Linked DNA regions of Homo sapiens: region 1 is linked to region 2. Evidence: read pairs that join two places in POLR2A ChIA-PET (ENCODE). Cell type or tissue: OCI-LY7. All regions are shown on one strand. Each heading gives the region's core, and the rest is flanking DNA. Links, peaks and the distances in the headings are about the cores only.

Region 1 (4,394 bases), core at 87-4,086, 74 kb after region 2:
GGAAACCAAGGAGGGGCCTTTTGGAAGAGAATGATGCTGAGCATCCGGGTCCCTGGACAGCCAGCAGCCCTGAGGCAGACAGAAGTTTGGACAACTCAGGACAGGGAGCTTGGAGGGCAGCCCCTACATGTCGGAGTGGTCCCTACCTGTGTTGCCTCAACTCTTCCTTCAAGGCAAGAGCCGCTAAGGACAGTCAGGACATCCTACCGCCCAAGGCTGTTGAGCTCGGCCGGCCAAGGGTAAGTCTAGGGCTGGACGAGCTATGCCTGGGGCTCAGGTGCCCCCGGTGGGGCTGAGCACAGCCCAGGAGCTGGGCCTGGCTTCTCTGAGACTTGCAAGTCACACAAAATGCCTTCTACTCCATGGAGTGAGAGAGTGGAACTAAGAGGGGGGCAGTTTTAGAAGCTGAGTGAGGAGGTGGGAGAGGCACCTGATAAGAACTTGGGCTTGGCAGTTAGAGGAACAGGCAGAGGGGTTGGGGCCAGGTGCGGAGGCGGGGGATGGGCCACAAGGTGGGGTAGGTGGGGGGAAGGTGCAGAGAGGAGGGGCGGGGTGGGCATTATGGGGTTCTGTAAGAGTTTGGGGGCAGGGGCCAGGCGCAGTGGCTCATACCTGTAATCCCAGCACTTTGGGAGGCTGAGGCGGGCAGATCACCTGAGGTCTGGAGTTCAAGACCAACCTGGCCAACATGGTGAAATCCCATCTCTATTAAAAATACAAAAATTAGGCTGGGTGCGGTGGCTCATGCCTGTAATCCCAGCACTTTGGGAGGCTGAGGTGGGTGGGTCACCTGAGGTCAGGAGTTCGAGACCAGCCTGACCAATATGGTGAAACCCCGTCTCTACTAAAAATACAAAAATTAGCTAGGCGTGGTGGCGGGCGCCTGTAGTCCCAGCTACTCGGGAGGCTGAGACAGGAGAATTACTTGAACCTGGGAGGCAGAGGTTGCAGTGAGCCGAGATCACGCCACTGCACTCCAGCCTGGGCGACAGCGTGAGACTCTGTCTCAAAAACAACAACAAAAAACAAACAAACAAAAACAAAAATTAGTCGGGTGTGGTGGCGGGTGCCTGTAATCCCAGCTACTCAGGAGGCTGAGGCAGGAGAATCAATTGAACCCAGGAGGTGGAGGTTGCAGTGAGCTGAGATCGCACCATTGCACTTCAGCCTGGGCGACAGAGCGAAACTCTGTCTCAAGAAAAAAATTTAAAAAGAGAGAGAGAGAGTTCGGGAGAACGGGAGCAGAGGTCCCTGGAGATGTTCCCATTTCCTGGGTCTCCAGCAGCCCCCACTGACATCTCACTGAGTCCCTGTGTTCTCTGATATTCCTGAACAAGACCCAATTCATTATCATCCTAAAAATTGACTTAGGGAAAAAAAAAGTAGAGCCTTCAGCTCAAAGAACTGCTGAGATCTGGGATGATGGATGGCTTTATTAGCATGCTTCAATTTTATATTTATCAAATTAAACCAGCAGCCAAGGGACACTTAATTAAGATTCTTTGTCATCAGTCAGAGGAGAGAAGATGGGGGAGAGAAAGGGCTTATGACCCATATTCTAGAAGGAAAGGTTTAAGTGCCCAAAATAATATGTCAGAGGCCCTTGGGAGGGTTTGGTGGCTTGCAGTAATGAGGGCTGTCTTCACCGTGGGAATCCGAGGATGGGTTCGAGTCTTTCTTCCTTAAGTGTTTTCTCTTTATTAAGCTCTCATCAGAGATGCGACATTTATTCAGTGCTGGTCCTCCATGTTAACAAACACACCATGTCTGTAAGATATCAGAGCACAGGGCAGCCAGGGAGTCTGGGTTCAAATCCCGACTCTCCTTACTAATTGCATAATCATGGGCAAGTTACTTCATTAAAAAAAAAAAAAAACTGGGATATAATTCACATAAAATTCACCCCTTTAGAGTGTACAATTCAGTAGTTTTTAGTATATTTATAAATTCTTAGTATATTCACCATTGTGCAAACGTCACTTTCCAGTTAAAACATTTCCATCACCCCTGCATTAGTCCGTTTTCACCCTGCTGATAAAGACATACCTGAGACTGGGCAATTTACAAAAGAAAGAGGTTTATTGGACTTACAGTTCCACATGGCTGGGGAGGCCTCACAGCCATGGTGGAAGACTAGGAGGAGCAAGCCACATCTTACGTGGATGGCAGCAGGCAAAGAGAGAGCTTGTGCAAGGAAACTCCTCTTTTTAAAACCAACAGATTGGCCTGGCGTGGTGGCGTATGCCTATAATCCCAGCACTTTGGGAGGCTGAGGTGAGCGGATCACCTGAGGTCAGGAGTTTGAGACCAGTCTGGCCAACATGGTGAAACCCAGTCTCTACTAAAAATACAAAAAAATTAGCCCATTGTGATGGTGTATGTTTGTAATCCCAGCTACTCAGGAGGCTGAAGCAGGAGAATCACTTGAACCTGGGAGGAAGAGGTTACAGTGAGCTGAGATCATGCCACTGCATTCCAGCCTGGGCAAAAAGAGCAAAATTCCATCTCAAAATAATTAAAAATAAAAAATAAAACCATCAGATCTTGTGAGACTCATTCACTATCACGAGAACAGCACGGGAAAGACCCGCCCCCGTGATTCAATCACCTCCTACTGGATTCGTCCCACGACACGTGGGAATTGTGGGAGTTACAATTCAAGATGAAATCTGGGTGGGACACAGCCAAACCATATGAATCCCCAAGAGAAACCCCGTACCCTTTAGTGGTTATCCTCCATTCCCCCTGCCCCTAGGCCCTGGAACCATGAATCTGCTTTCAGGTTCTATGGCTTTGCCTATCTGGACATTTCATGTAGATGGAATCTGCAATATTTGCCCTTTTGTGTTTGACTTCTTTCACCCCGCGTAATGTTTTCAAGATTCATTCACATTGTAGCACATATTAGTATTTCATTCCTTTAAAAATTTAAATGTGGCAAAATACACGTAAGATAAAATTACCATCTTAATTTTTTTTTTTTTTTTTTTTTTTAAGATGTGGTCTTGCTCTGTCACCCAGGCTGGAGTGCAGTGGTGCCATCATGGCTCACTGCAGCCTCAAACTCCTGGGCTCAAGCCATCCTCCCACCTCCACCTCCCGAGTAGCTGGGACAACAGCCACCATGCCTGGCTAATTTTTAAAAATTTTTTGTAGAGATGGGGTCTCCCTCTGCTGTCCAGGCTGATCTCCTGCCTGAGCCTCCCAAAGTGCTGGGATTATAGGCATGAGCCACCGTGCCCAGCCATCTTAATCTTTTTTTTTTTTTTTTAAGTTGCAGTTTTGCTCTTGTCTCCCAGGCTGGGGTGCAATGAAGTGGTCTTGGCTCACTGCAACCCCCGCCTCCCTGGTGCAAGCGATTCTCCTGCCTCAGCCTCCTGGGTAGCTGGGATTATAGGCTTGTGCCACCATGCCCGGCTAATTTTTGCATTTTTAGTAGAGATGGGGTTTTACCATGTTGGTCAGGCTGGTCTCAAACTTCTGACCTTAGGGTATCCACCCACCTCAGCCTCCCAAAGTGCTGGGATTACAGGTGTGAGCCACTGTGGCTGGCCTCATCTTAATCATTTTTGTGTGTACAGTTTAGTAGTGTTAAGTACTAAATATTACTATGTGATCATCACCACCATCCATCTTCATAACTCTTTCATCTCGTAAAACCGGGCTGGGCACCGTGACTCATGCTTGTAATGCCAGCATTTTGGGAAGCTGAAGTGGGAGGATCACTTGAGTCCAGGAGTTGGAGAGCAGCCTGGGCAATATAAAGAGACCCCTCTAAAAATTTTTTTAAAAACATTAGCTGAGCATGATGGTGCATGCCTGTAGCCCCAGCTACTTGAGAGGCTAAGGAAGGAGGATAGCTTGAGCCCAGAAGTTCAAGGCTACAGTGAGCTGTGATCATGCCATTTGCACTCCAACCTGGGCAACAGAGAGAGAGAGAGAGAGACCCTGTCTCAAAACAAAACAAAATGAAAAAACCCCACAAAACTCTATACCCAACAAACCACTCTGCATTCTCTCCTCCCTCTAGCCCTTGGGAACCCTCGTTCTACTTTCTTTCTCCCTGAGTTTGACTATTTTGGAACCTCATATAAGTGGAATCCCATAGTATTTGTCTTTTTGTGCATGACTTATTTCACTCAGCATAATGTCTTCAAGGTTTGAAGGTTTGTCTATGTTGCAGCATGTGTCAGAAATTCCCTTTTTTTTTTTTGAGGCAGAGACATGGTCTCGCTCTGTCGCCCAGGCTTGAGTGCAGTGGCACAATATGGACTCAACTGCAACCTCCGCCTCCCTGGTTCAAGCAATTCTCCTGTCTCAGCCTCCTGTGTAGCTGGGACTACAGGTGCACTCCAGCACACCTGGCTAATTTTTGTATTTTTAGTACAGACAGG
Region 2 (4,394 bases), core at 299-4,298:
TAAAAATACCTAACTGGTCAGTGTAATGCAGATGTTCCAAAATCTGAAAAGAAAATTTGAAACACTTCTGGTCTTGATAAGGGATACTCAACCTGCATTTTCTTCACAAATGGTTGAGACCAGAGTTTGTTAGAATGTAAAGGTGTGTGCATTTGAGCAAAAATTCTTACTTTGTAAATTCTAGTCTTTATGTTTTATTTTTATTTATTTATTTATTTATTTTGAGACAGAGTCTCACTCTGTCTGCCAGCCTAGAATGCAAGTGGCGTGATCTCCGCTCACTGCAACCTCCACCTCCGGGGTTCAAGTGATTCTCGTGTCTCAGCCTCCCGAGTAGCTGGGATTACAGGCACGCGCCACTATGCCCAGCTAATTTTTATATTTTTAGTAGAGATGGGGTTTTGCCATGTTGGCCAGGCTGGTCTCAAACTCCTGTCTTCAAGTGATCTGCCCACCTCAGCCTCCCAAAGTGCTGGGATTCCAGGTGTGAGCCACCGCACCAGCTTTGTCTTTATTTTTGTTTCATAGTGTTTACAACTTGCAGGTAGAATTCTTTTGTGGGTGGGTTGCTTGTATATTTTAAATGGCTCTAGCAGATATTGCTCATACTAAATTGATTTTTATTTTCTTCAGCAAAGAAGTTGCCATTCTCTGCAGTTTTCTGTTGGGCCTTGGAGACAGCTGCTTTAATACCCAGCTGCTTAGTATCTTGGGCTTTCTGTATTCTGAAGACAGCGCCCCAGCATTTGCCATCTTCAAGTTTGTTCAGGTAACCTCTTCAGATTGTGATTGTGTTTGACATAGGGCTCTTCCCTTTGTGTATTGCCTTGTTTTCCTTGGTTACTTGTATTGTGGTTTTAATTTTTATTTATTTATTTTTATTTTTTTGATAGAGTCTCTCTCTGTCACTCAGGCTGGAGTGCAGTAGCGCAATCTTGACTCGCTGCAACCTCCGCCTCCCGGGTTCAAGCAATTCTCCTGCCTTAGCCTCCTGAGTAGCTGAGATTACAGGTGCACACCACCATGCCTGGCTAATTTTTGTATTTTTTTTTTCTTTTTAGCAGAGGCAGGGTTTCACCACGTTGGTTAGGCTGGTCTCAAACTTCTGACCTCAGGTGATCCACCTGCCTTGGCCTCCCAAAGTGCTGGGGATTATATGCGTGAGCCACCGCACCTGGTCTATTTTTTTATTTTATTTTTTTTTAAAGACAAAGTCGGCCCGCCGCGGCTCACACTTGTAATCCCAGCACTTTGGGAGGCCAAGGTGGGCGGATCACGAGGTCACAAGATGGAGACCATCCTGGCTAACACGGTGAAACCCTGTCTCTACTAAAAATACAAAAAAATTAGCCGGGCGTGGTGGCACGTGCCTGTAGTCCCAGCTACTTGGGTGGCTGAGGCAGGAGAATGGTGTGAACCCGGGAGGCGGAGCTTGCGGTGAGCCCAGACCGCGCCACTGCACTTCAGCCTGGGCCACAGAGCGAGACTCCGTCTCAAAAAAAAAAAAAAAAAAAAGACAGTCTCACTCTGTAGTCCAGACTGGAGTGCAGTGGCACGATCTTGGCTCAGTGCAATCTCTGCCTCCCAAGTAGGTGGGATTACAGGAGTGCACTACCATGTTCAGCTAAGTTTTTATATTTTTAGTAGAGATGAGGTTTTGCCATTTTGGCCAGGCTGGTCACAAACTACTGGCCTCAAGTGATCCGCCCGCTTGGGCCCCACAAAGTGCTGGGATTATAAACATGAGCCACCGCCCCGGCTATATTGTGTTTCTTATTTTATTTTATTTTTTTGTTTCCTCTTTTTTTTTCCTTTTTTTGCTTTTGTCTTGTATTGTGTTTTTTAAATGAAAGTTGGGGACATCCTTTAAGAGGATTTATGACTAGAATTAGGAAGCAATGAGCAGTAAGATTTTTTGTGTAACAGATTTTATGTTCTGGTCTCTATGGCTCTGATTAGAGATTTCCTTCCTTAGATACCAGAATTCTATTCATTTGTAATACAGACAAGTGTATTTCTTACTCTGTACATTCTTGTTACTCCAGTTTTCCACAAAATGCTATTTTTGTTTCATTTTATTTTATTTTGTAGAGATGGGGTCTTGCTATGTTGTGCAGGCTGGTCTTGAACTCCTGGGCTCAAGCATTTCTCCCACCTTGGCCTCCCAAAGTGTTGGGTGGCATGAACCCCCACACCTGGCCAAAATGCTATTTTAAATACCAGGAACTGTGGCAGGAGTTTATGGTGCATGTTTGTGAGTCAGTGACTGAGGAAGTCATACCTTGATGCAGAAAGAATAGAAAGCACTGTGAGTTCCAGGTGTCCTTGGGGCAGGATAGGAGTGGGGCTAGGGGCTAACTGTGGCTCAGTGTGGCCCCCGGTGCGCCCGTTGTGATTTGTTTTGTTTGTTCTTAGTCTATTTGCGCAGCCGTGGCATTTTTCTACAGCAACTACCTTCTCCTTCACTGGCAACTCCTGGTCATGGTGATATTTGGGTTTTTTGGAACAATTTCTTTCTTCACTGTGGAATGGGAAGCTGCCGCCTTTGTAGCCCGCGGCTCTGACTACCGAAGTATCTGATCTGGTGTCCGTGAGGGGACACGTATGACCTCAGAAACACAGCTGGACACAGAGCTTGGTGGAAGAAGTCGCCTTTGATCTTCACTATATATTGGGTGATGTTCAGTATGGAAAATCAAGGGATTAAGACTGTTAAATCAGCCAGAGTTGGTGTTCAAGTTTACAGATATGAGTTATTTAAAGCAAGTAGAATAAGGGAAAGCTGTTCTGTCAACTGTAATTGTTCAAAGATGTTGTTTTTCATTTCATCTATCTCAATTCTTATAATCATGTTATAGAATGTAAATGTTTTCTTCTCTCTCCTGCTCTTGTTGGAAGATCCTGCCTTGATTTAGAATACTAGGCCATATGTCATATAAATATTTTTTCTGGATATGGAGTATGTTTTGCCATGTAATAATGGGAAGCATATGTCATTCCCCATATGTGTTGGAGAATGACATTTAAATAAATAGCAAAGCTGGGTGTGGTGTTGCACCGCTATACTCCCAGCTGTTGGGGAGGCTGAGACAGAAGGATCACTTCAGCCCAGGAGATTGAGGCTGCGGTGAGCTATGATCACACCACTGCACTCCAGGCTGGGCAACAGAGTGAGACCCTGTCTTGAAAATAATAATAGGCTGGTCACAGTGGCTCATGCCTGTAATCCCAACACTTTGGGAGGCTGAGGTGGGTGGATCACCTGAGGTCAGGAGTTTGAGACCAGCCTGGCCAACATGGTGAAACCTCATCTCTACTAAAAATACAAAAATGTGTTGGGTTTGGTGGTGCATGCCTGTAATCCTAGCTACTAGGGAGGCTGAGGTAAGAGAATTCGCTTGAACCTGGGAGGCGGAGGTTGCAGTGAGCCGAGATCGTGCCATTGCACTCCAGCCTGGATGACAAGAGTGAAACTCCATCTCAAAAAAAAAAAAAAAAAAAAGAAAAGAAAATAATAATGATAATTTTTTAAAATAATGAAAAATAAATAACAAGATGCTGAAATGAAATATTGATTTTGAAAAGATGTCTTCCTCTGTAAATGTTTCATTTGATAAGTTTTCTTACCTTGTAGCTCATAGCAAGGAGTGGCCAGTTAAGTATTATGAAATAAGGTAAAAATTGTCATAAGTCTTTTTTAAAATTTATTTATTATTTATTTATTTATTTAGAGACGGAGTCTCACTCTGTCGCCTAGGCTAGAGTGCAGTGGCGTGATCTCAGCTCACTGCAACCTCTGCCTCCCGGGTTCAAGCAATTCTCATTCTTTAGCCTCCCAACTAGCTAGGATTACAGGCATGTGCCACCACACCTGGCTAATTTTTGTATTTTTAGTAGAGATGGGGTTTCACCATGTTGGCCAGGCTGGTCTGGAACTCCTGACCTCAGGTGATTCACCTGCCTCGGCCTCCCAAAGTGCTGGGATTGCAGGGGTGAGCCACCATGCCCGGTCCTTTAAGTCTTAAGAACAGGGATCTAACATCTGTAACAACAAAAACATTGAAAAAGACAAACATATTTACTGAGGGAGGACTTTTGCTAGCAATTTTCCTGGAAGATGCAATGCAGAAACCCCCAAACAAACCTGGAATGAGATCTGAGCTGCGTCATCAGGCCAGTGTCACACCGTCATTTATGTGTCCTCCTCGAGCAGTGCAAGTCTATCATCCTGGGTGCGGGAATGGAACATAACTATTTGGGGAGATGTTAAATGGAAGTGTTAGCTTCCCTCCATAAGAGCTCACTTAAATTTTTTTTTTAAATTGAAATCAAATCCAGAAACCATAAAAATGTCCCATTTTAAAGTGTACATTCACAAGGTTGCATAACCACCA

The links. Peaks named below come from ENCODE experiments on the same cell type or tissue, not always from the same donor. Only the 100,000 strongest peaks of a DNase experiment are listed, where the experiment ranks them.
Region 1: POLR2A ChIA-PET joins it to region 2 with 6 read pairs; 2 of 35 experiments call an interaction of 5 or more read pairs at or near these places.

What each region holds. Positions count from the first base shown.
Region 1 is chr17:76,850,435-76,854,828 of GRCh38, forward strand. No RefSeq gene overlaps it. Among named protein-coding and RNA genes, the nearest start is that of LINC00868, 3.5 kb to the right of the region's middle. In OCI-LY7, for the core only: no CTCF peak of the experiment used is centred there; no DNase peak of the experiment used is centred there.
Region 2 is chr17:76,775,773-76,780,166 of GRCh38, forward strand. MFSD11 (major facilitator superfamily domain containing 11) reads left to right here. Exons shown (of 13, transcript NM_001242532.5): 12 at 634-769; 13 at 2,416-3,569. The coding sequence ends at 2,580. Among named protein-coding and RNA genes, the nearest start is that of LINC02080, 21 kb to the right of the region's middle. In OCI-LY7, for the core only: no CTCF peak of the experiment used is centred there; a DNase peak (open chromatin) is centred at 2,279; H3K27ac peaks cover 1,974 bases.